3 separate regions of the Mus musculus genome follow, and regions 1 and 3 are each linked to region 2. The links are chromatin loops, found by intact Hi-C in ENCODE. Cell type or tissue: heart. All regions are shown on one strand.

Region 1 (8,000 bases), 160 kb after region 2:
GTGGGCCGGCAACACGGCTCAGCAGTAAAGGTGGCTGCTGATAAGCCTGAGGACCTAGCCTCGATCCCTAGAACACACATATTGGAAAAAGTCTGACTCCTACGAGTAGTCCCCCTCAACCCCCCCCCCCCCCACACACACACACATAGAAAGACAGAGGGGGAGATAGACAGAGAGAGACAGAGAGAAAGAGAGACAGAGACAGAAACAGAATTAAATACATGTGAAAAGAAAAATAGATGATGGGGCCTGGGAGTGGTGGGAGTGGAGTGGTATGGCGGGCTGGAGGAGTGGCCAGGTAGGACCTCTCTGTGGAAGCCTTCCCACTTGGGTTTTGATTGACAGTTCTGAAGGATTCAGGTGAGATTATACCTGTTTTGGAAGGAGACCCACCAGAGTGATATGGAATCAGCAGTGTGCAGTGGCAGGAGGCACATGGTGCTGATTTGTGGGATAGCTGGGTTAAGGAGGACTCCACCTCGCTGGTCTACTCTGCCATCGGTCTCCTCTCAGTAGTGACTATGTCGCTTGTTGGGAGAAGAGGTGGCGTTTTTACCATCCATCTATTTGGGCCCTAATTCATTTTTACCATTCATGGGCAATTGCCTTTATCTTTGCTTCTCCTTGGTAGTTGTGGGTTAGCCAGCTTTCTGTCACCTGAAAAAATATCTGAGAAGAAAGGATAATTTTAGCTCATGGCTTCAGAAGTGAAAGTCCATGATCACTTGGCCCCTATTGCTTTGGGCCCATTGTAAGCTATGATCTCATGGAGGAGGCATGTGGCACAGACAACCCGTTTGCCTGCTCCACGGTAGAAAGAAAGCAGAGGGATGGGCCAGGTCCCAACGTCACGCCCTCACTTTACTAGGTTCTTCCCAATGGGTCTTGCTTCCTAGAGTTCCCACGGCCACCCAATGGCACCGTAATCTAAGGCCAAGCCCCTTACCCACATGGGTTTTGGGTGCCCTAAGGCTCACTGAACCAAATCTCTACTCTAGAAGTTGGTATTTTACTGTGAGAAGGAGTTTTTGTGTTCACACTTCTTTCTATAATCATCTTATAACTACAAAATCACAGATTCACACATTAATAGTTTGTATCACTACAATCAGATTCATCTAAAATCAGACCACTCTTTAAACTGGCTTCTGGAGCTGGCATCACCCTCATTTTTGAAGTTTCCTTGCTTTGTGTGTATGTAGGTGTGCACACACGTGTGTGCATGTGTACAGATACACTTACTTGCAGGCGGGTATGGAGAGGCCAGAGGATAACCTCAAATGATATCCTCAGGCACAGCCTGCTCACCTATTTTTGAGACATTCCCTCACAGGCTAGGAACTCCCCAAGTTGGTTACGCTGGTTCACCAGGGAGCCCTAGGGATCCAGCTGTCTCCGTTTACCCATCACTAGGATTACAAGCGCACGCCACCATGTCCAGCCTTTTAGAGTGAATACAGGGATCAGATTTAAGTCTTAGTGCTTACAGGGCCATGCACTTTGCTGACTGGGCTACATCCGCAGGTTTTCCCCTGCTCTCTGACGTAGTAGGATGTTTCAAGATTCTCTGGTTCTTTCTTTGCCTCAGCCCTGGCCTGAGCCTTTTCTCTACCAAGCCTGAGCCTTTCAGTGTGCAAAGATAATTAAGATGTGAGACCCAGGCAGGCCAGGCTCTTCTCCCAGTGTTTCATGGCTTCTGAGTCCCTCAAGACAGGGATGAGAGACATCTCAATTCCTAACATGTATGAATCACCAAGAACAGTTGATCCAACAGGTCTTGTTTGCTAGTGGGGATGGCACTGGGAATCTGAACTCTGACAGCTTCGGGGAATTCTTGTGCTCCCGACCCACAAGACAGGTTGAACATGAAGGATGGAAGCCAGTACTTCTCAGAACCTGGTAGGCATGTCACCTCAGAGCTTGTTTAAATGTGTGCTCCTGACTCTATACCCCAAATTGCTCATTTGGTATCTTAGGAATTGGGAAGGAGGTCTTGCTTTGCTATTGTTCTAAGCACATTGAGTTTCTAACACATCTCCAGGTACTGTTGCTGCTTCTACTGACCTGAGATTGCATTTTGAAAAACACTCATCCAGACATTGGCTCTGAAAGCGGCTACACACTAGACTTCTTAGAGGAGATGTTTTACTCTTTTGTTTGTTTGTGTTTAAATATCAACCCAGAAGGCTCTAGAAACTGTGACTTAGTTGGTGTAGGATATTTTGATCATCAAGAATTTTATGAACTTGGCAAGTGGGGCTGTTGCTCAGCACAACTGGAGATGATTCTAAGGGGAGGGAGGGTCCAGTGGGAAGGGACTTAGGAGGCACTGAGCCTGACCTGTGTGAGGAATAGCAAAGCAGCCAGTGGGTTTGGTTTGAAGGAGGAGAGGAAGGTGAGAAAGGCAGGTGGGGTAAGAGGTGGGTGAGATGGGCCATGTATCTGAATGCTGCTCCAGTGGTCTGGGGAGCCTGGGGGTCGGCAGCAAGCTGGGCCTTCTGTCTGGAGAGTCTTTACTCCAGTCAATCCGAGGCCAGCTATCTTTTTACCAATCTTGGATTCTCCCTAGCGATGTGCGGCTGTGATGAAGGATGAAGGTGCTCCACTGTTGCAGGATATTTGATCACAGTGTGAACCCTGAGATTGTTTTGTTCACTGGAAAAACCCGTTTCTAGTTGTAGTGTGGCTCGATCTTAGTACACACCTTTAATTCTAAACAACGAAGAGAAAGTTAGTTTGTAGAAGGAAGCACCCATATTTGAAAGTGAGAATGAGAAGGTAAAGACAGAATGAGCCAGAGAATGAGAAGGAGCCAGAAGATTAGAACAGATTGCTAGAGTTAGTTTGAGGCCGAGTAGGGCAATTCAGTCAGAGACCAAGAGAAGCCAGATTCAATCAGTCAGCTTGGAGAGGAGTTTGAGCCAGAACAGCTGAGTTGAACCAGTCAGCCAGAGCTCAAAAAGAAATAGAAACAGTGAATTTGTTCAGCAGTAAGTTTCAGAAGCTGAGACATTCTAGGCCTAGCTAAGATTGTATGGTTGCTAGAAGCTTCTAGGATTAGGCCTAGGTTAGCAGATTGAGGCAGTAGGCCTTGGAGACAACAATTAGTACAGGTAAATAAAAGTTCCTTTTACACGCCACAGCTTTCTTCTCATATTTTGAATACTGCCCATGGATTTGAAACCTTTGAAAAAGAAGTCTAGACAAAGTAATAAAGTACTGTGTTGTGGAACAGGGACTTGGCAGGTAGGGGACATCTTCAGTCATTCACAACAATGTGAGTGCTTCTACTTATACATTGTTAAGATGGTACATTTTATCTTATGCTGTGTGTGTATATATGTATGTGCACATTGGTAAAATGGTGTGTGTGTATGTGTGTTTGTGTGTATTGTGAGAATACAGGTGCAGGCCACCAGAGCACATGAAATAAATAGTTTGGGACAACTATTTACTTTGACAGAATGATTCCTTACATGAAGTTCTACACGTGGCTTACCTACAAAGCAGGGCATCTGGGCTCCAAAGACATGATTGTTTGACATGCAGCATGGCAGAAACATCAGCCCGAAGAGCAAGGCCGGCTGCTTTGATCCCTCCTGCAATGGCTCTGCCCTCTAAGGATATCGTGCAATCCAGTGTGCTTGAACTAAACCCGAGTGTTGCCACACAATTCTCTCCACATCTATTTTGACTCTGGCAGTTGCTAACCTTGCTTCTAGGAAAAGGTGGGGGTGGGGACCCCTGTTGGTGAGACTCTACTGTTCTGAGCATGTGAGAGCGCTGGCTGAGCGGAGGCAGGGATGAGCTGCTCCTGGGTAGCTTTCAGCAACACTCCTGGGCCCTGATAGTTGGCAGAGGCCTGGCACCAGCTCTGTCACCCTGCCGTGAGGATGACCTGCCCTTTCCCTCCGTTATTTGAGCTCTGGGCCAGAGCTGATGGTGATGTCATCGTCTTGTGATGTTGTTAGGTGACCTTGGTCATGAGGCTGGTTCTGCTTGTTTCTCTCACACCTGACAACTGAGATGAGAAAAGCATTGCTGGGAACCAAAGAGGGAAAGACGGAGGACCCTGCAAGGGAGAACTCTGCCAATCCCCAAACCCTAAGCACAACTGCCTTGGATCCAACCTAGTTTCTAGTGGTTCTAGGCCTGGAAAAGCTGTAAAGGAAAAAGAGAAGAAGACATCAGTGAGGGCTGGGCGCAGTTCAGTAACAAAGCACTTGGCTAGCTCCTATCTTATGAAGGAAGAAACTGGATTGAAGGGACTGAGTCTAGTGTTCAGCTAGTTGTAAATGCAAGGTTTCTTGTCTCCTCATCTGTATCCTTACCTTGTAATACAAATGATGGCTCTCGGGTATCTTTCAATCTCTCTAAACCTGTTGAATCAATAACAAAGTGCCCTTAGGTTGGGAGGACAGCACAAATGAGGACATTCAGGCTGACAGCAGGAACAAGAATCTGCTCAGTAAGATGGCAAAGTCTGGCCTTGAACTCCCTGCCCCACAAAGCTCAGCTCCACCAGCGAGATACACCCAGGACCAGAGTGCTGGGGAAACCATCTTGCCTAGACTGTGTGTGCTCTTGTGGATGGTTCCAGCTCAGCATCACAGGAGCCGCCACTGTTAGGATACTTTGCCTGAAAACGGTCTCCTGGGGCTGTGGAGCATGTGATGTTGTCTGTCCTGTGCTTCTGGAAGCACGGTTGGATTTTCACATAGTTTGCATTTAAGGAATTAAATGGCACAGTTTGCCATCTAATATGTTGACAATGAACCGAGACAAACTGAAAGGGAATAGTGAAGAGTGTAGCACCCTCTAGTGTCAAAACAAGCTCTTGACTGATCCTGGAAACTTGAATAAGAGCAACAGACCTGGTATGCTACATAGTAGGTTGTGGTGATGGCTGTGTGCTTCACAAGCAACAAGAAAAGATTTTAAGTTTTCACCAGAAATAAACTAAATTTAATTATTCTAAAATACATGTTTGGAGATAAACATTTATATTCACTAAGATCCCACCCAATGTGTACCTGTTTACTTATGTGTGCCTATTTTATGTGCTTGTCTATTGAGATTAAGATCTTGATTCATAGCCCTTGGCTGGCCTAGAACTTGTAATCCTCAGCCCCTTGACTGCTGAGATTACAGTTATCCACCACAATGCCAAGCTCCAGTGTTTAGCTTTTATGTACCAGCTAAAAATACATTTAATTGAGGAAGGAAAAAAAAAAAGACATACAAGTTTAGGTGAATTCTCTTAGAAGTACTCTTCATTTCCCCTTGTGTGAGCAAGTGAGACCCAGGAATGGGGGGAAGCTTGCCAAAAGCCACAAAGCGTGTTGGTGACAGAGTCAAGACTGGCAGGTTTGTTACCCACCTCTGCTTTCTCCAGGAGGCATTTACTCCATAGCGAGCACGGACGGAAGACTGGGTCTCATTTAGCCCAACAGCAGCTGCTCACTCAGAAGGAAGAATCCTACCAAAGGGGAAAAGGAGGGGAGGTGGCTGGCATGTGATCTGAAGGGACCACAGCCCTCAGACTATACACTCTATTCAGGGGCTGCGGAGCTGTGTGAACAGCCCTGCTGCAGCTGAGCCCCACAGTGCCCTGGTTCCATTTCAGAGTGCTATTTGTTGGGTGCTGTGACCTAGGCAGGTCTCTTCCACTCCCTAGGTCTTTGTATTCCCACTGTGAGATCAAAGTACTGAGTGAAGTCAGGCTTTCTCACTTTGTTGAATGCCCAACTAGACGCAGAATTCTCTAGCACTGGCCTCTTTGCTGACCTTCAGCCAGGGTGGTAGTGGTGGTGAGGGATCCTCACTGCTCTGACAGATCCTCACAGAGCCTATCATCCTGAGAGACAGACTCCCTTAAGATGCTCTGCCTCCTTCTCCCTCCCTTCCTTGCTTCAGGCCCTTAGTTGGTCCTGTTGCAGATCCTGGCACATGGTAAACATCTTTGTTCCTCTCTGGTGTGGAGTATGTGTTCACGTGTGTGTGTGTGTGTGTGTGTGTGTGTGCTTGCTTGGAGAGGTCAGAGGTTTATGTTTTATCATTCTCCACCTTATTTTTTGAGACAGGGTCTCTCACTGAACCTGAGGCTTACTGTCTCAGCAAAACTAGCTAGCCAGCAAGCTCTGCTGACCTTCCAGGGCTGGCTTTGCAGGTTCGTTCCGACATACCTTGCTTTTCACATGGGTGCTAGGATCTGACCTTAGATCCTCATGTCCGCTTGGCAAAAAAACACTGAGCTATTTTCTCAGCCCTTGCAAAGTACATTTTAACTGGACAAATCAAAATATTTCAAAGCCAGGTTGCCCTGAAAACGACTTAGGGAGACGGCGTAGAGCAGCTGGACTAAGGCAGCTTAAAGGAGTGACTTCTGTCCACTGCTCATGACCTCTCTGTGCTGCTTCCAACCTGGGGACAATTCCTGGGCTGCTCATGTAGACACTCGTTAGTCCTCACAGCTGACCTTAGGGCACTTCATCTGCTTAGCTGGCACATGGCACAGCTGTGCTTTGTAGCTTGGTTATCTGGCTCCATGATACTGCAAGATCCCCTTGCAACTGTGGGAACTTTCCCAACCCACAAAGGACAACTGGGGGGCTCCTGGCAACACCTCACCCTGGATGTCCATGGCACAGGAAGTGGATGGGAAGAATACCAAGAAAAGAATCCCTCAGGGGTAATCAATATCAGAAACCACAGTGGGGCATGCTGTATCCACACCCATGAAACTTAAACTTCAGCCAAGAAAATAAGAATCGACATGCTCTGTTTGAGTGGAGCAACAGGCCTGCAGGAGTTGAAAACATCGGGCCTTGTAGTCCTCATTTCTTGGTGTTTTCCATGTAAACTGATGCCTGGCTAGGTGCCCGCAGCTGGCGCCTGCTGGTAGTCTCAGGCACATGGTGGCAGAAGATGGCTGAGGGGTGAAAGGAGGTAAGCCTTGCTGAGTTGTGGGGACCCCAGTATTGAAGAATGATGTCCACAGCTTGCCTCTCCAAAGTACCACTGGCCCCTTCTGCCTGCAATGCACAGCATAGCACTGCAGGCCCGGTATCATTTAATCTTCACCCATTCAGCATTGCTGGAGGACAAGCTGTTGGCCAGGCCTCAGCCTGGGGTTGTGAAAACAAGCAGTCACTTGTCTGATGGGACTGTGTTCAACTCTAAGTTCTCAGAAGCAGAGGAGCCAATACCTATATCTGGCTTAGGAACCCGACCCAGTGCTGCAGCAGGACTCTACAGGTACCCTCCTCCCCACCACCCCCCACTCCCCGGGTCCTGCTGCCACCATGCTGCCCAGTCTGTTACTGAACAAGCCTAAGCTTTGCCCACCTTGATTTCTTGAGAGGCTCCAGAGCTTCTGATGAGATTTCACAGCAATAGCCTGAGGTGTGTCCCAAGAAATCTGTCACTACTAATTTCAGCAACTTATAACTGACTTATCTATAGAACAGGCCTTCTTTGCCTCTGGCAGTGTCTCATTTTGGCTGCCAATGAGAGAGGTGGGGAGCATCCTGCTCAGGCCCGGCTCACTGAAGCCTCCATTCTCACAGCTGGATGAACAGCCTACGGTTGAGCACAAGATGTTTGAATCTGCCATAGGGAAGTGCTTGCCCTGAGCTCAATAAAGAGCCAAGTGACAGGGCTACCCACAGTGCTTACTTTCCTTAAACAACAGAAATTCTCTGCGTTTGGGGCAAGCCAGGATGGCTTCTTCGTTTCCAGTGGTGTGTGTGTGTTCATCACAGGTAAGCTTTGCTCACTGCTAGTAGCTGCTCACAGGATGGGACAGCAATGGCCGAGTATTACCCCTGAAGAGTAAATTAGAGGTCATGGGAAATATGGCTGATACCTCGTATTGGGGCAGATCTTTGAAATTTACTGCTTAAAACTGTCACTTGTAGCTAATGATTATAGATTAACATTAGTCAAGTTACTTGGATTTCAAATAAAGCACACTGCAAATATAGCTTGGTCTTTGTGAG
Region 2 (8,000 bases):
GAAACCAGCAAGTTAATGGCCTGCCTGGTACCTGTTAAACAGGGTGTCCAGGCTTCACCTGGTGTTTACAGAAAGAACTTGGGGCCAGATTCTTTGGTCCAGAAAATACCTTGTACCCTGTCTAATGGTAGGCCAGTAGGCAGCCACCCTTGATCTTTGGAGCCCAATCCAGTTCCTTGCTTACCATTAGGGGTCTCTCCCCAGGCTCCAACCTTGATTGACTCCTGCTACCGTCCCTACATGCTGTTCAAACCTATTTGTCTCCCTGCTGCCCTCCTGATAACTATAAGCCTGAAACCCATAGCCCTCCATCATCTGGCTCTGGCCACATCTATTCATGGCCTCTCTCTAACTGAGACCCTATGGACACGTTCTATTAGCTATTTCATGTCACGGTACATTTAAACCCTCTGTGTCCCTGCCTACCAGGCCAGCTCACCCTGCCTCTCTGCCCATAAGAAGCATTGACTCCAATATTACCTCTGCCTCACCAAGCACACACTGGCTCACGGGCTCTTAAGTCTCCCTCAAGGCAGTCATGGATGGCTGTGGTCCTTGCAGCAGCTACTCCCTCTAGGTTATTAGTGCCTCAAAGCCAACATTCTACCCCAAATCCAATGCCTGCCCAGAGCTGACCTCAGCCAAGGTTTCTTTTTTTTTTTTTTTTTTTTTTAAAGATTTATTTATTTATTATATGTAAGTACACTGTAGCTGTCTTCAGACACTCCAGAAGAGGGAGTCAGATCTCATTACGGATGGTTGTGAGCCACCATGTGGTTGCTGGGATTTGAACTCAGGACCTTCGGAAGAGCAATCGGGTGCTCTTACCCACTGAGCCATCTCACCAGCCCCTCAGCCAAAGTTTCTTAACCACCTAAATGAGACACATTAAGAAAGAGCCCTAGGCCAGGCAGTGGTGGCACACACCTTTAATCCCAGCACTTGGGAGGCAGAGGCAGGTGGATTTCTGAGTTCGAGGTCAGCCTGGTCTACAGAGTAAGTTCCAGGACAGCCAAGGCTACACAGAGAAACCCTGTCTAGAAAAAAAAAAAAAAAAGAGCCCTAGTTCTCCACCAGGGCATGGATGCCCCAGAACCATAGCTACTCCACACAACACATAGATTCAAACTTCTTTGGCTAGGCTAACTTGACAAACACCACGAAGCAAGCTGCAGCCTCCTCAAAGAGTCTGATTCTTGCCTACAACCACTGCCAAAGTCAGTCGGCACAGCTGGAACCCCAGGCCAACCCTCTATTCCCACCCAGATCGCAGCAATGGCAGTAGCTGGGCAACATTCCAGGGAGTCCTTGTGATTGACAGCTCTTTCCTGTCTCCAGGAATGTGCTCAGTGACTCATGGCACCTTATCACTGAGACCTTTGGAAACTTTCGGAGAACTAAACCTTTGACAAGTTGAGGTTAGAAGCAGGGAGCCCCCCTCACCCCCAGTGCCCAGCCTGCCTTTGGGTTGGGTGGGGGTGGGGTGGCACAACACCTGCTGCAGGTGGATGGATGGTAGCTGGGCTCCACTGGAAGGTGCAGAGAAGCAAGAAGGAATATAAGGTACTAAGGACCACCCCCACCCATACACCCTCCAGCCCTAAGGACCAGAATACCTTTGTCTCTCCTTTTCTCCAGAACCTTCTCCACCTTAATGTCCCCATCTTAATGTCCCCAACAAATCAGTGGCCCAAGTGCCGTGAAGCCTAAATGTACAGCTGGCCATGGCAAAGCTTTTTGGAATCCCAATTCTGTATAGTGCAAGCAAGGCAGGCTCCTAGGCAGTTCTCATTGACCCATCTATAGAATGGGCTGTTCCCCCAGCCCTGAGCCTCCAGATTCTACCAAGCAGATGTGGATACAGAGGGGGTTAGAAAGTCAGGAAGGCTGACCACAACAGAGCTACAGGCAGTACCAGGGTATCCCCAAAGGACAAAAGCTCTCTCCGGACAGCACCATGGCCCTTGCCACATACCACAGTGACCTGAGACCTCGTGACACCCTCTAATCAGCAGCTCTAGAGCCGAGCCCGGCTTTACAGCTTACCACAAGCTTATTCAGCCTCATCTCCCTCAATCCCTTCAAGGACAAGGCGAGGCTGGCCTTAGCGTCCTTGTCGCCTGGACAGCCAAGCCCAAGCTAAGAGAACTACCCAAGGTCACCATTAAGAGGAACACAGTCTTTCTGGGGACAAGAAGACTCTTGGATCCCCAGTTGACATATCCAATGGGTAGTATGCCCCACCCATTTTACAGATGAAGAGACTGAGGACAAGAAATACTGCCCAAGGTTAACTGAGTGGCTGAACCAAGGCCTAAGACAACCTCCAACCATCTGCCAATACCATCCTATTGTGGGTTCTCAGCTGGTGCCTAGGTCCCCCTCCAGCCACCCACCATCATCTTGCTAAAACACCTCCCTCTCACCCCCCACTCCCCGATGACTCCCTGGTAGAGAGGGAGGCAGGCAGGCCGTTGCTAAGCACTCACCAGCTCTCTCATAAAAATAAACTCCTTCTGGCTTAGAGACTCTGAGTGAGATCCCCTCCCTACCAGCAACAAAAAAAAAATTTTTTTTTTCTTTTAATTTAAAAAAGATCTCTATGACATTTATTTGAAAGCTAGCTGTGCCAAATCGGAGGCCAATTTACTGACATCCAATTGGAGCCACGTGCTACCAATCCGCAGTCCGAGGACCCTCCGGGTCAAGCGCCTGGCCAGTCTTTGAGATGATTTATTTCCCCAGGCAGGAAATGGGGGCCCAGGCTGTCTCCCAAGCCTTTGGGGCTGGTCCTAGGGAAGGCAGGGATCTGGCAGAGGCCAGGCAGTGACCAAAATAGCCAGGTCGGTGGCCCTGCTGAGCACACGCCTCCCTTGCCGCCAGGCTACAGCCTAGGTTGAGGCTTTGGGACTGTAGGATCTGTTCCTGAGACTGGTTCCTTGTGTGGCTTCCCCAGTGGGAGCAGACCAGAACCTCCCACCCAAAAGAGGAACCCATAAAGTGAAGGGGAGCAGTCTAGAGGAAGATGTGTTCAGCTGGTGCTACCCATTGCCCCTGGCTGTCGTTTCGGGCCTCAGCCCTGCTACTCAAGCCTGGGAGCGACTGTCACACCTGCGTGCCACACCCAGGCAGCACCTGGAGCCATACCGCCCTTTTACCTCTCCTAAATACTACGAAGAACCAAAGATGTCCATTGGGCCCACTGGGCACAAGGGATGGCCTCTCGGGTACAGCTAGAAGACACTAGACTTGCCCCCAACCACAGATCCAGGGATCCAGGCACATTCGGGCACACACACGTGCACACGGCCAGGGTTCCGGAGACACAGCCACACGTACAGGTTCACATAGGCAAGATGTGTGTGTGTGTGTGTGTGTGTGTGTGTGTGTGTGTATCAGAAGACAGAGCCACACGGCCACACTACACTCAGGTAAGGCAGCCCCGGACATAGCCCTGGTCATATCACACACCCCGGGGCGCACATGTACACGGCTGCCTAGGGTGGAGAAACAGCCACTCTCAGAAACAGAGACATCCAGGGACAAGGAGGCACCCCGTGGGACACACACACACACACACACACACACACACACACACACACACCTGCCGCCGCACCAGCAGCCCCAGCCCCTTCGCCAGGGAAACAATAACTCCCTCTCCAGCAGAGCTGAACAGGAGACCCTCAGTCCCTCCCTCAGGGGTGAAGGGGATGAAAGAGCGCGGGGAGGCCAGACCCGCAGGGACCCGGTGAGGTGGCGGAGCGCGGCCCGGGGAGGGGGCTGCAGTCGCGGCCCACACGCCCTGGGTACCTGGGTGGCTAAGCCCACAGCGGATGGCCCGGGGCTGGCGAGGCTGGCGGGACTGGCGGCGATCGCGGCGTTGGCGGCTGGGCACGGGAGCTCGGCAGCAACCAGGTCCCGGAGCACGACGCTGGCGGCGGCGCGGAGGAAGCGGTAATTTATAAGCGGCTTCTCCCTGACCTCGCGTGTCTGTTGTCTGAACAGGCAGCTCTCCGCATCACCCATCCTGCTGGGTGGAAAAATACCAGCTTGGCCGGGCCTGGGCGGGGCCTAGGGAGGGGCCTGGTCTGTCGGCCACGCCCACACACGGGGCGCGCGCGCGCGCGCGCACACACACACACACACACACACACACACACACACACGCACGCACGCGCGCACGAGCTCGGACACACAAAGAGCCGGAGCTCGCCTCGTCGAGCGCGCGCACCCATCCTCATGCTCCATCCAAACGCTGGTGGCTAATGGCACTGCTCAGGCCTCTCATGCAGGCGATGAGGAGTTAGAGACCCAGACCCCTGGCTCATCTCCTGTCCTGATATTACCACACCACAACGCTCTCTAACACACCCACCTAGGTCTGTGGACGAGGCCTGTGGCTGCCGCAGCAGCTAGATCCCTACCAGAATCTGCTCCTCCCCCATTGCCCCGAGTCCTCTCAGGGCCAGTGTGCAGCTCTGCAAGCCTGGCTGAGCTGCCGTGGAAGTGATAATGGAGGCCAAGTCCCCCACCCCCACCCCCACCCCCACCCCTGGCCCACATGAGGCTGTGTTTTCGAAGCGCCCCGACTTCGTCGTGGCTGTGTGACATCAGGCAAGTTCCCCAGACCTTCTGTGTCTTAGTTTCCTCATCTGTAAAACGGAAATAAAAATAGTGGAACTCATCACTTCTGGCTGCTGGGAGGGTCCAAGGTTAACAGTGTAAAGAGTCTGAACAGGACACCAGGCACCTAGGAAGTGCCAAACGAGTGTCAGCAAATGTGACTATTTTTAAATGGAGATGGGGAGTGTGCCATTATTCTTGTCCTTATTTGAATGAGCATGTCCTCCATCTGATTGTACACACCCACAGCCTGGCTGAGCCTGAGGTGGCGCTGTGTGACCTTCAGTAAGGCCTTCCCCCTCTCTGCTTGCCCACTTCCTTTTCTTTCTTCTCCACTCTCTCTGCACATAAGTGTCAATTATGTAGCATGGCTATCCTGTCTCTTAAACTGGGAATGGTAGCCCCAGACCTGACCAGCCTGAATCCATTGTCCTAGGCTGGCATAAGACACCAAGAAGCAAAATAAGGTGGTGGTGTGACTCAAGCCTTTAATCCCAGCGCTGGGAGGCAGAGACAGGCAGATCTCTGAGTTCAAGGCCAATCTGGTTTACAGAGTGAGTTCCACTAAGGCTGCACAGAGAAAACCCGTCTTAAAAAAAAAAAATCCAGACTCACATTTCATTACCCACAGCACAAAGGGCTGAGACCAGGGGGTAGGTCAGAGAGTAGGAAAGTGGCTGTTTTGAACCCAGAGCAGACTTCAGGAAGCCCAGAGCCTTTGGGCAGACAGAAGGGTGGGGGTGGGGAACAGAGGAAGCAAGGGCTGTAAGGCTGCAAAAGCCTGCAGGCATGGTGTCACAGGACTCTACAAAGAGTCAGGGCAGGGGAGGCCACAGAGGCCTGGCAGGCCCAGGGATTCAATTCGGAAAGCCTGGGCAGGCCTGAGCCTAAGAATGATCGACACAGTATCACACAAGGGATGACTGGGAAGAATGGGAGGAGGTGGCTCAGGCCTTCATCAGTCTCCCCTTCTGTAATGTCAACTCGGTGAGATCTGGTCCTCGAACTCCCATCAAGTACACAAAGCATCACAGGCCTGGTGCACAGAAAGTGCTCAGCTACACTTGCATTTATTTATGTATGTGTATGTAAGTGTGTATGTATTATATTTTGAGATAGGGATGGCACTACATTGCCTGGCCTGGTCCCAAATTGTTGGGTTCCAAGTCACCTTCCTACTGCAGAGCCCTTGGGTAGCTGGGGTCATAGCTGAGTGACATCTGGGTCACTGCAACTACTATATTTATTTAGTTAGTTTCCTTTCTTCAGCATTTTCCCGGCTGGTAGAATTCACTTCATGTAAACAAGGCCAACCCGCCCCTCCCCAGAGCATCCCTGGGAGCTCAGCACTGCTAGTTCTCCCACTTTACAGAAGGGAAAACTGAGCCACAGAGAAAATAGCTGGCCTGGGGGACGCTTGGCCAGTGAGTCACAGGGCTGGAATCTAAACCTAGACCATCTGTTTGTTTCCAGGGGAGCTTTGGAAGAACCCAGCCCCAGGCTGTGGGTGCAGCAGATCAGTCAGGCATGGAGTATGAACTTAACATGTGAGAGGCCATGGACTGTCAGAGCGGTCAGAAGTCTCAAGCAGGGCAGCCTGAACTGAATCCAGCCCCAGATGTTCTGCTGCTTGGCCTGTGGTGGGCTCCATCCATCGTGATTTGAGTTCATTGCCAGGAATCAAAATTGATATATGAATGCATGTACCCTCACCTGCTCAGCTGCTTAGGCAAGATTGCCTAGCCTAGGAGTCTAGAGGTGGCCTGACAACATAGAGACACTGAGTCTCTTTAAAAAAAAATAATTTCAGGCTGTTGGGTGGTAGTGCATTCCTTTAATCCACTTGGGAGGTAGAGGCAGGTAGATCTCTTGAGTTCCAGGCTAGCCTGGTCTAGAGAGCAATTCCAGGACTACACAGAGAAACCTTGTTTCAAAAAACAAAAATAGATAATAATCATTATTAATAGTGTTATATAATAATTGTTATAATTATATGTTATAATATAATTATAAAATAATACTATATAATAATGATATTCTTATTACTGTTATTTTGATCTGGGCATGGTAGTATTCACCTTTAAACCTAGAGGGCAGAGGAAGGTGAATCTCTGTGAACTTAAGGTCATCCTGGTGACAGTGAATTTCGGAGTAGCCAGGACTACATAGTAAGAGCCTGTCTCAAATAATTTGCTCAAACACAATGGCACATACCTGTAATCCAAGCATCTAGGAGATAGAGGATGTGGAGTTCAAGTCCAGCCTTGGAGACAGAGAGTATGAGACCAGTCTTGGCTACACAAGACTCTGTGTCAAACAATTTAAAAATAAAATAAAATAAAATAAGTAGGGGGCCAGTGAGATAGAACAACAGAGCTCCAATTGCTCATGCAGAAGGCCAGAGTTTAGTTCCCAGGACCCACAGCAAGCAGCTCACAGTCACCTTTTAATTCCAGCCTCAAGGGATCTGATGCTTTCTTCTGGACTCTGAGAACACCTGAATGTACATACCTACATACACACACACAAACGCACACGCGCACACACACACACACACACACACACACAGGGGGGGGGGGGGCAGCAGACAGACAGACAGAGACAGAGAAACAGAGAGACAAACACAGAGACAGAGAGGCAGGCAGGCAGGCAGGCAGGCAGACAGTCAAGATAGACAGACAAAGAGACAGACACACAGAGAGAGTATTTAAAGGCTGGGGCAGGAGGGTTGGCTGAAGTTTAATAACATCCTGTCTCAAAAACAAACCAAGGAGGGCCAGCAAGGATGGCTCAGCAGGCAAAGGTAATTTCTGCAAAGGAGATCCAACCTGAGCTGCAGAACCTGTATGATAGAAGGAGAGAGCCAACTCTGACCTCTACATACATTGTGGTACCCACGTGCACATTAGTGAACGAACGAATGAATGAATGAATGTAAAAAAAAGTTTAAAAGAGGAAATTTTGGGTTCTCTTGAAAATTGTCAGAATGAGCCCCTTGCTCAGCCACAAATATCTAGCACTGAAGAGTACGCTCCCACGGTGGAACGAGACCCCTCCAGAGAGATATCATAGCACTCCTTGGTTTGTAAATGTCTCCATGTCACTAGCTGGTCCTGAAGGAGGCTTAGCTGAGACCCAGGCCAGAGATGGGAGCTGGAAGATTCAGAGAGAACTGTTGGGCACACAGGGCACCAAAACCATTGGCACTTAGAAGGTCCTTCAAGGAAAGGCAGGCAGAAGTTCCTTCCACGAGCCAATATTGGCTGACATTCCAATGGGACTAATTTCTCATTTCAGAAATGAGAAATCAATGTCCAGGCAGAGCTCCTGGGGAACGTGTGCAGGGTAATGCCCAGGTTCCAGGCTTTTGGTCCGTG
Region 3 (8,000 bases), 58 kb before region 2:
TCTTGGAGTCTCAGTCTCCAGACCTGATCTCACAGCCTACTTCAATTTGAAGAACTTTTCCCAAGGTAGCTGGACTCAAAACCCACACCACACAGGAGTCTCTGCCTTCCCAGTCTCTCTAGCTGGCCTGAGCCCATGACCACCTGCCCAGCACACGTACCACAGTCTCCCTCCTGGAGTTTCAAAAATATCCCACCAAAAGACACTCACCTCAGAGAAAGGGACACACAAGCTCCCATGAATCTCATAGGCACCTGAATTCTCTATATCTGGCACTGAACTTCGTGCTTCACAAACCGTACCCATTAGCCAGGATGAGGAAACTGAGGCTCATAGGAAAGAGATGGATGTGGCCATTGTCACACTGTATTACCTCTCCTGAGCTAGATTCAGGCTGGTTGTCACCAACACTTACTTCCCAGTAGCGAACTGCCTCTTATGAAACCCTAGCATGGGGCTGGGGCATGGCTCCGAGTAGAGTACATGCTTGATCCATGTGAAGCCTTGGATTCCACCCAAGAAATAAACTGGGAGGGCCAGACGGGGCAGATGGTATAGCAATCAGAGGAGTGGGGACAAGCTGGCCTGAACCAAAAGCAGTGTCCCAAATGTGGTTCATCTTTTCTGGACAGACTGTAGTGGCCCAGACAATGGCTGACACATGCTCTGACACCTGTACCTCTGGGTCCCAGCCTTCTATTTCTCATTTATAGTTTGACCTTAACCACAGCCCCAGTCACCCTCATCTCCTTGCTTGAGGTAGCAGCCTTGAGTGTTAGAGTGGAGGATCTCCCCCCAATGCTGGGCTGAGGCCTTCTTCAACCCAGGGCCCTGGGGGAACCAGGTTGAAGCCTGTGAGGTGGGAGCTTGAGGGGGAAGAGTCTGAATATGCCTCAGCTTCAATAAGGATGGCTTCTCACAGTGAGGCTGCCCACACGAGCGCCACAGCCCCACATATACGTACCTGGCTGTCCAGTCCAAGCAAGAGGAGCATAATGAAAAACAGAATAGACCAAAAGGTGGGCAGCGGCATCATGGTTACAGCTTTTGGGTAGGCAATGAAGGCCAAGCCAGGACCTGAGGGAGAGAAACGGGGAGGGGGGACACAGGAGAACACACATCAGCACCATGCTACTCGAAACCCTGGGCCTCACAGAACACTCACATCTGAGTAGGGAGGGGGGTCACCTAAGCCCAAAATGCAGGAGGAGCCAGAGAAAGAGACCAGTGGGGCTTGGGAGGGGCCCCATGTGAGCGTCTGTCTCCTACCCAGCACATGGCCTCCTCTCAATTGAATCTAAACCCGTATAGACACGGGATCCTAGGGGCAGGGAGTGGGGGCTGAATCTGGGGCTCAGGTAGCCAGAGATTTGGGGAAAGTAGGACCCTCCCCTTACACACCAAAGTGGCACATTGACATTGGCTGGAAGGAAAGTTGTGGTTATCTGATCCATAAAACCCTCTTTTGCAAAGAACCGTTTCTGTTTTTGAGTTAATGGCTAAAACACTGAATGGAAAGAGAAAAAAAAAAGCATTCAGATGCCCCACAGGGTAAATGGCTCTTCAAGGACATGCCTATGGGGGCCTCTGTCCCCTACAGGACCCAAGTTCACACAAGGCAAGGTAAAAACAGTCAGGCCTGGCACTGAAGGAAGGTGCCGAGGCCCAGGAGACTAGCCACATCTCAGTCCTCATCCACCACTTCCTCTATATGTTTTGGGGGACATCAGTTTCCCCTGAGATCTGAGGGTCGTAGTCCCAGGATCCTCATGTTCAGATTCTTGGAAGTGGATACCACTGCCCAGAAAAGGGCTCTGGCCAGACTCAGAGGCAAAGGGGACAAGAGCTCCGCCCACTCTGAGTGCCTCTCACAGGGTCATTTGAACACAAACATCTCCTGCTTACAACGCCCCCCTCCTCCACCACCACCAAACAGACTCCTGGGAGAGATTAGCTAGCTGGGACTGGGCCCACAAGAGGGCTGACAAACTAAAGTAAAATCCACTACTAGAAACAAAACAAACCAATCAAGAAGAAATATGGGCCAAACTGCGGGAGATGTTTTACACTTTAAAGCAAACATTAAACAATCATCAAAACTGGATGAATGGCTTAAGAAGGAGGCGGGGGGGGGGGGGGGGGGGAGAATCCACAAAAACAAACCAATTTTGAAAAAAAAAAATTCACTTAGTAAAGCATCAACAACCCCAACTGTGGCGGGGGAGGAGAAGTCTTACAATGAGGTCTGCTCAGCCTGAGAAATGAGAAACCCTACTGAAACAACGACCTGGGGCAGCCGCTGAGTTTTGCTAGAAGGTGATACTAGAAGATTCTGTGAGGGGAACAGGTGCGGCTGCTTACCAAGCTGAAAGCTGCTTGGATGAGCAAGATTGAGAGCAGGGGGCTCAGAACATGCACCTCCCACCGGGGACATCATGAAACATATACTTGGGCTCAAGTTAGAACCAAAAGCATTCGGCTCCCCCTGAAGTTCAAAGCTCTGGACCTGCCTTGTCCACCTCAAGAATGAGCAATCAGGACTAGCCAACTACAAGACAGATGTAAAAGGTGGTGTACCCCCAACCCTCCGCACCAGGCACTGTGAACAGAGTCAATTCACTTCTTTCTGTCCTTCATTTTAGATTTTCTCAAACCAGCCTCAGGAGAGGGGCCAAGCACCCTCCTCTACAACCACAGTAAACTTGAGCGAGTAGAAGCCGAGAATACTTAGACTGCTGGGATGCCCCGAGTGAAGCACGCCATGTTCTGCCTGGGCTTCCCTTGGTTGTGCAATACCCTTGTTCAAATGCACTTTTCTTTGTTATGGTGCTTGCCAAAAAAATCTTAGAGTCACCATCCCTCTTGCTGTGCTGGCTGCTTACACATCACTGTGGGGAAGGAGCGTGGACGAGGTCTTTGAAGTGGATAAAAGAAAAGAAGCCACTCGGACTGACTACATGCACGGTGTGAACATGCCCATTGTGCACAGAGATCTCTTTGGTGAACCCCATCTTTCTCCCATAACAAGTTTCCTCTGTGTTTTTAGTGGAACCCCGTAACGGCTTTGGAATCACTTTGCATGTGTAAGTGGGGGATATCGACATTTGTAGAGGGTCTGGAAGAGGTGCTGGGCCCCTTGCTAAACAACTTCCAACACAAGAGGCTGTGATTGAGGTCCTGTGCCCTCAGGCCCTTCCCTGCCTTTGGAGCTTCTGAGAATGGGTAAATAGTTCTTCTGAGTGTCCAACTGGGACACAGTGAAATAGATATGTGTGCACAGTGTGCTGTTCACACTGGAGGAGGGGCTGCGTTATGGCCCAGCAGCTGACAGAGGATGAATAGTCTCTGAGGTCCCTGAGGTCAGAGGATCCAGTGAAATGGCCACATTGGATGGCTCTCCAGACGTGTAGTGGGTGGAGACTCGGCATCCAGATACATTGCCTATGAGCCTAGCCTGCCCTCAGCTGAGACATGAATATCTAAATGATCTAGACACAAAGTATCAAGGTACCCTCTGACCTTCCAATACCAAGGCAACCTGATCTCCGCTGAGACATGAATATCTAGATGATCTAGACACAAAGTATCAAGGTACCCTCTGACCTTCCAATACCAAGGCTCAGGATCAGAGAACTGAGACATGACCTTAAGTTTCAAATATAAGGAGATCGAGGGAAGAGAATGGCAGGGACTTAGGGTACCTGCCCTGGTCTGTAAAAAAACACCTAGAATAATGAAGGACAGTCTTCCCTATCTCACCCATCCATGTGGCCTGAAGGAAGACCCAACCCATGGCTCTTGGCAGCCTCTAGAAGCCCCAGAGTAATTAGGTTGGATAACACCTGACCACCCTGCAAGAGAATGGGGTGAGGAGGTGGCCCCTGGTGATATCCACCCCAGAACCCCATCCACTACAGGGCGACTAGAGCCCAGACCCCTAAAAAACCGTGATGAGGTAGTAGGAGTCAAGACCATGTTCCAGAACCTTCTTTGCTGGAGTTCTGGATCCCATGTTGCTAAGGAAGAGCCCCTGACCCTAAGATCGACCATCCATTCTGTGAATGTTAGCATCTTGAGTAGCAACATGGGGCCAACAGGGCCCCAACTCCCCAAAGGCAACAGTGTCCTCATATCCTACTCCCAAATCGGCTCTGTCGTGGGCTCTGAGTGATGTTTCTCCCCTGCCCTCTCGCTCCTGGTGACTGTGGTGGAGGCTGGGAGGGGTGAGGTTTGGAACATAGACAGGAAGGACTCAAGAGTGGATCGGCTTGGCACTGGAGCCCGCCAGGTGCCAAATGCAAACCACAGAAACCAAGGCTGAGATGTCAGCAGCGCTGGTGATTGGTGTGCTAGCTGTGGCTGACCTGAGCCTTATTAGAAAACCAACTTCCATGGCTAAAGCCAGCGGATGCTGGGGAAGTGTTGGGGGCTGGAAGACCACAACTAAAACAGCCACCAAGTTTCATCTCAACCGCCCTTGCTCCTCCCACCTTCAGTGGGCCAGAATGCACTGAGGACCTTTAACTGTAGCCTTTGTACTCAGGTATGGGAGCACATCTTGGGGGGAGAGGGGATGTCTATGTAAAAGCCAGGCTCCCTCCATCCCCCTGGGGTCTGGCTCCATGCCTGCAGTACTCATCTTACACACTAGGTGGCAGTGCCCACCACCACTGCCACCGACACCACCGTACCTGACTCAGCCACATCAGCAATGTCCACCCCTTGCTCTTGTGCCATGAAGCCCAGGATGGAAAAAATTGCGAAGCCAGACACAAAACTGGTACCACTGTTCAGGCATCCCAGCAGCATACAGTCCCTAAGTTACACACACGTCAGGGGGTAAGTTAATCACAACACAAGGAAGCCACGCTCCCTACTTCTCTTTTTTTTTCTTTAATCATCATTTCTAACGTCCACCGGGCCCGCCAGCGCGACACTTGCCTGTACGAGTTATACTTGTACTTGTTATAGCTTCCCAGTGAGGTCATGGCCCCCAGGCAGATTGCGTAGGAAAAGAATATCTGAGTTCCAGCGTCGATCCACACCTGAAGAGGGGAAGAGCATTAGGGTGGTTGCCTGGGGTGATTAACCATGACAATGTCTACACAGGCGAGCTGCAAGGAACCCCAGAGGCAGATCTAGAACCCCAGAGGGCAGATCTAGAACCCCAGAGGGCAGATCTAGAACCCCAGAGGAAGACCCTCTTCTTCCTGCATCAGTTAAGGCCTCTAACTCTGGAGTGACCAGTACCACTCCTGAAACCTTGCTTTTCATATCTACAGAATGGGCCCCTAGCCTACCCTGCCCCTGCAAACAACTTTCCACACTCAGTAAAGAGCAGTCTTCTCTGAGTCTATTGCTAAGTTGCCACGGTCCACATCAAGCACACCAAGGCAGCTTTGACGGCTGTGATGGCTTAGTCTGAGACCTAAGTTAGAACACAAGGCATTCTTTACTTCTCTAGGGACTGTAGCTTATAGCTCTGGAAGGCAGCAAGCCTACCTTCCCAGCTTACAGCTCAGGCTGGCCACCAACCCTGCTCTGCTCCAATTTTCAACTGCTTCCCAGGGGCTTGGGAGCCTGGGACAAAGGTCTCAAAAGACACACAAAAGCCTCCAGGGGTTTCACCAACTCTAACACTCTTCAGCTATGTGCTGAGACAGGGGGACTTACAATTTGACCCCCTTAACCTTCAGAGCACCATTGATCCTATCTGAGGATGGTATCCTAAACATTGAGTCTCTGGTCCTGATGTGGCTGGAACAGGGGCCCCTCCTCGCCTTAGCAAGGAGTGATTGCCTGAGGCAGGCTCTGTAGCTCAGAAGGACTGTGAGCCACTACTGGCCCAGGAGAGAAGTACCAGGCAGTAATGGTTGGCTACACATGGGCATCAAAGAGCCAGAGAAAACACTGCCATCTGTACCCTGTGTGCACCACCGGTTTATACAGGGTCTTGGGATGAGGTACCACACCCTGCTGTACCTGTGGGTCCCCAAGGCGGCTGATGTCAGGGTACAGGTAGAATTTGATGCCTTCACCAGCACCTGGCAGGGTCAGTCCACGGACCAGCAGCACCAGAAGCATGGCAAACGGGAAAGTAGCGGTGAAGTAGACAACCTGTTGTCGAGAAGGCATCGGGTAGACTTGTGAGTGTCCTTGCTGCAATGAAGTGTGGGCCATCCTCTTCTCTCAGAGGCACGTGCTTGCCCTGGGTGCAGCAAGGACCCTAGAGACATATTGGTCTCACTTGCCGTGCCGTCTTTAGTGTGTTGTGCGACCCCTGAGCCTCTGCCACTTTCCTTAAATATGACATAAGGGTCTCTCTTATAGATTTAAAAAAAAATCCTGTGGATAATTCACATAGCCCATTCAGGCTCAGAATTTAACAAAGCAGGCAAGACAGAAAGCATGCCCACCCTTTGAAGAGATTATGCAAAAATACAAACATACAGACTGAGTCAACTATCAGGGACCCTAGGCAACGACTCAGCCCGTGGTCACATGGCACTCAGCACATATCGGCTAGCATGACAACTATCAGTATAACACAGGGGTCGGTGGGGGGGTTGGGAGTAAAGAAAGGGCTCGAGAGATGACACGTGGCTGAGAGGACTGGCTGCTTTTGCAAAGGACCCAAGATTGATTCCCAGCATCCACGTGGCAGCTTAGACCCAGTTGAAATTCCAGTTGCAAAGGACCTGACATCTCTGGTCATCTCTGACACCAGGCACACATAATATTTAGGCAACATACCTACACATATTTAAAAAAAAAAAAAAAAGACAGAAGCAGGTATAGGTGCACATCTGTAATCCTAGCACCCAGGAGGCTGAGGCAGATGTGTTCAAGGCCTGCCTGGGGATACAGAGTGAGACAAGGGGTCAGCTCCAACTCTGAGATGCAGGCCATGTTGGTCACTCTCTCTGGGTTTCTTCTCATATACAATGAGGACAAGAGTCACAGCAGCCCTTATCCAGGGGAAGATGGGTGAGCATCGGCACGGTCAGAGCCCAGCCGATGACTGTCAAGACATACAGCCTGCTTGACAGTGACTTGAGAGGTAGGCAGGAACTTCCCTAAGGTCATGCCCAGAATGGGAAAGACCCAGCAGGTTCCCAGCTTACAGGAGACCCATGGGGTCACGCTGTGTGGCTAGGGTTGGGATGAGGAAGAGATGGGTAATAATGCCCTTTGCCTGGTCCTATGAGCTGTTTAGCCACCCCACTGCAGGGTAGTTGGCCTTTACCATGGGTAGAAGGCCTGAGGGAGGCCATACTTTCTAGGAGGTCAAGCCCCTTGGAGAGGAACTCAAGCACAATGGCTGGTACTATCACTACCCTTCCCCACTTTTAGGGGAGAGACGTGGACTAGATAGGCTTAGGTTCCCAGCTCTGAGGCTAAGATAAGGAGATGGACTGGCCCAGAGGGTCAGCTGGAGTTTACCGCTCATCTATCCTACCTCCCAGTTGGCAACTGTGGCTGCCGCTTCCAGGGGGAACTCTGATCTCACCCTCTACCGAGGTCTTCAGGGAGTGTTTGGAAACAGCCCAGAAGGTGGTGGCAGGGCTTAAAGGAGGGCCCTCTCCTGCCTGCTACCCCTCCCCTGGATGCCTTTTTTCTTTCTCTGGGCCTCTGTGTCCCCAGCCACCCTCGCTTCTTTTCCCGTGATGGTCTGACAGACACCCGGGACAAAGGCCAATCAGGAAGCCACTAAAAGTATAAAAGAAAGAAAATCCTCCTGTCCCCTCCCTTCCTGTGGCTAGGCAGGCAGGCACCCCTGGCCAGGTCCCCTCTCTGAGGCCCTGCAAAGCCACACCCAAACTGGTAAACAATGACCATAGAAAGGCACGCCACGGGGTTCCCCAGAGGGCTACAAACACTTCAGAGTCAGTGGACTGTGGCCAGAAGCACTGGTGGGCTCACTGGGGTGGGGAGGGCTCCCTGGCTTGCCTCTTCAATAAGCCTACTATGTGCTATGAACTTACTTAATACTTACCATA

What was found. Peaks named below come from ENCODE experiments on the same cell type or tissue, not always from the same donor. Only the 100,000 strongest peaks of a DNase experiment are listed, where the experiment ranks them.
Region 1: it touches region 2 in a loop (6-fold over the local background); 12 of 42 quality-filtered maps call a loop at or near these places.
Region 3: a loop joins it to region 2, with 2.6 times the contacts of the local background. A loop is called at or near these places in 14 of 42 quality-filtered maps.

Annotation. Positions count from the first base shown.
Region 1 is chr6:91,524,253-91,532,252 of GRCm38, reverse strand. No RefSeq gene overlaps it. Among named protein-coding and RNA genes, the nearest start is that of Lsm3, 12 kb to the right of the region's middle. In heart, CTCF peaks have their summits at 3,738 and 4,823 (motif pointing left); DNase peaks (open chromatin) are centred at 802 and 3,772; H3K27ac peaks cover 1,743 bases; H3K27me3 peaks cover 2,476 bases.
Region 2 is chr6:91,680,119-91,688,118 of GRCm38, reverse strand. It overlaps Slc6a6 (solute carrier family 6 (neurotransmitter transporter, taurine), member 6), which reads right to left and starts at 4,052. Exons shown (of 15, transcript NM_009320.4): 1 at 3,811-4,052. It overlaps Gm40387 (a long non-coding RNA gene), which reads right to left. Exons shown (of 3, transcript XR_869270.2): 3 at 7,370-8,000. In heart, CTCF peaks have their summits at 1,096, 2,893 and 4,890; DNase peaks (open chromatin) are centred at 1,298, 2,788, 4,088, 4,718 and 2 weaker places; H3K4me3 peaks cover 3,751 bases; H3K27ac peaks cover 5,125 bases; H3K27me3 peaks cover 608 bases.
Region 3 is chr6:91,737,994-91,745,993 of GRCm38, reverse strand. It overlaps Slc6a6 (solute carrier family 6 (neurotransmitter transporter, taurine), member 6), which reads right to left. Exons shown (of 15, transcript NM_009320.4): 7 at 5,983-6,117; 8 at 4,942-5,045; 9 at 4,692-4,816; 10 at 965-1,077. Among named protein-coding and RNA genes, the nearest start is that of Gm44981, 20 kb to the right of the region's middle. In heart, a CTCF peak has its summit at 4,646 (motif pointing right); DNase peaks (open chromatin) are centred at 4,673 and 7,733; H3K27ac peaks cover 513 bases; H3K27me3 peaks cover 1,286 bases.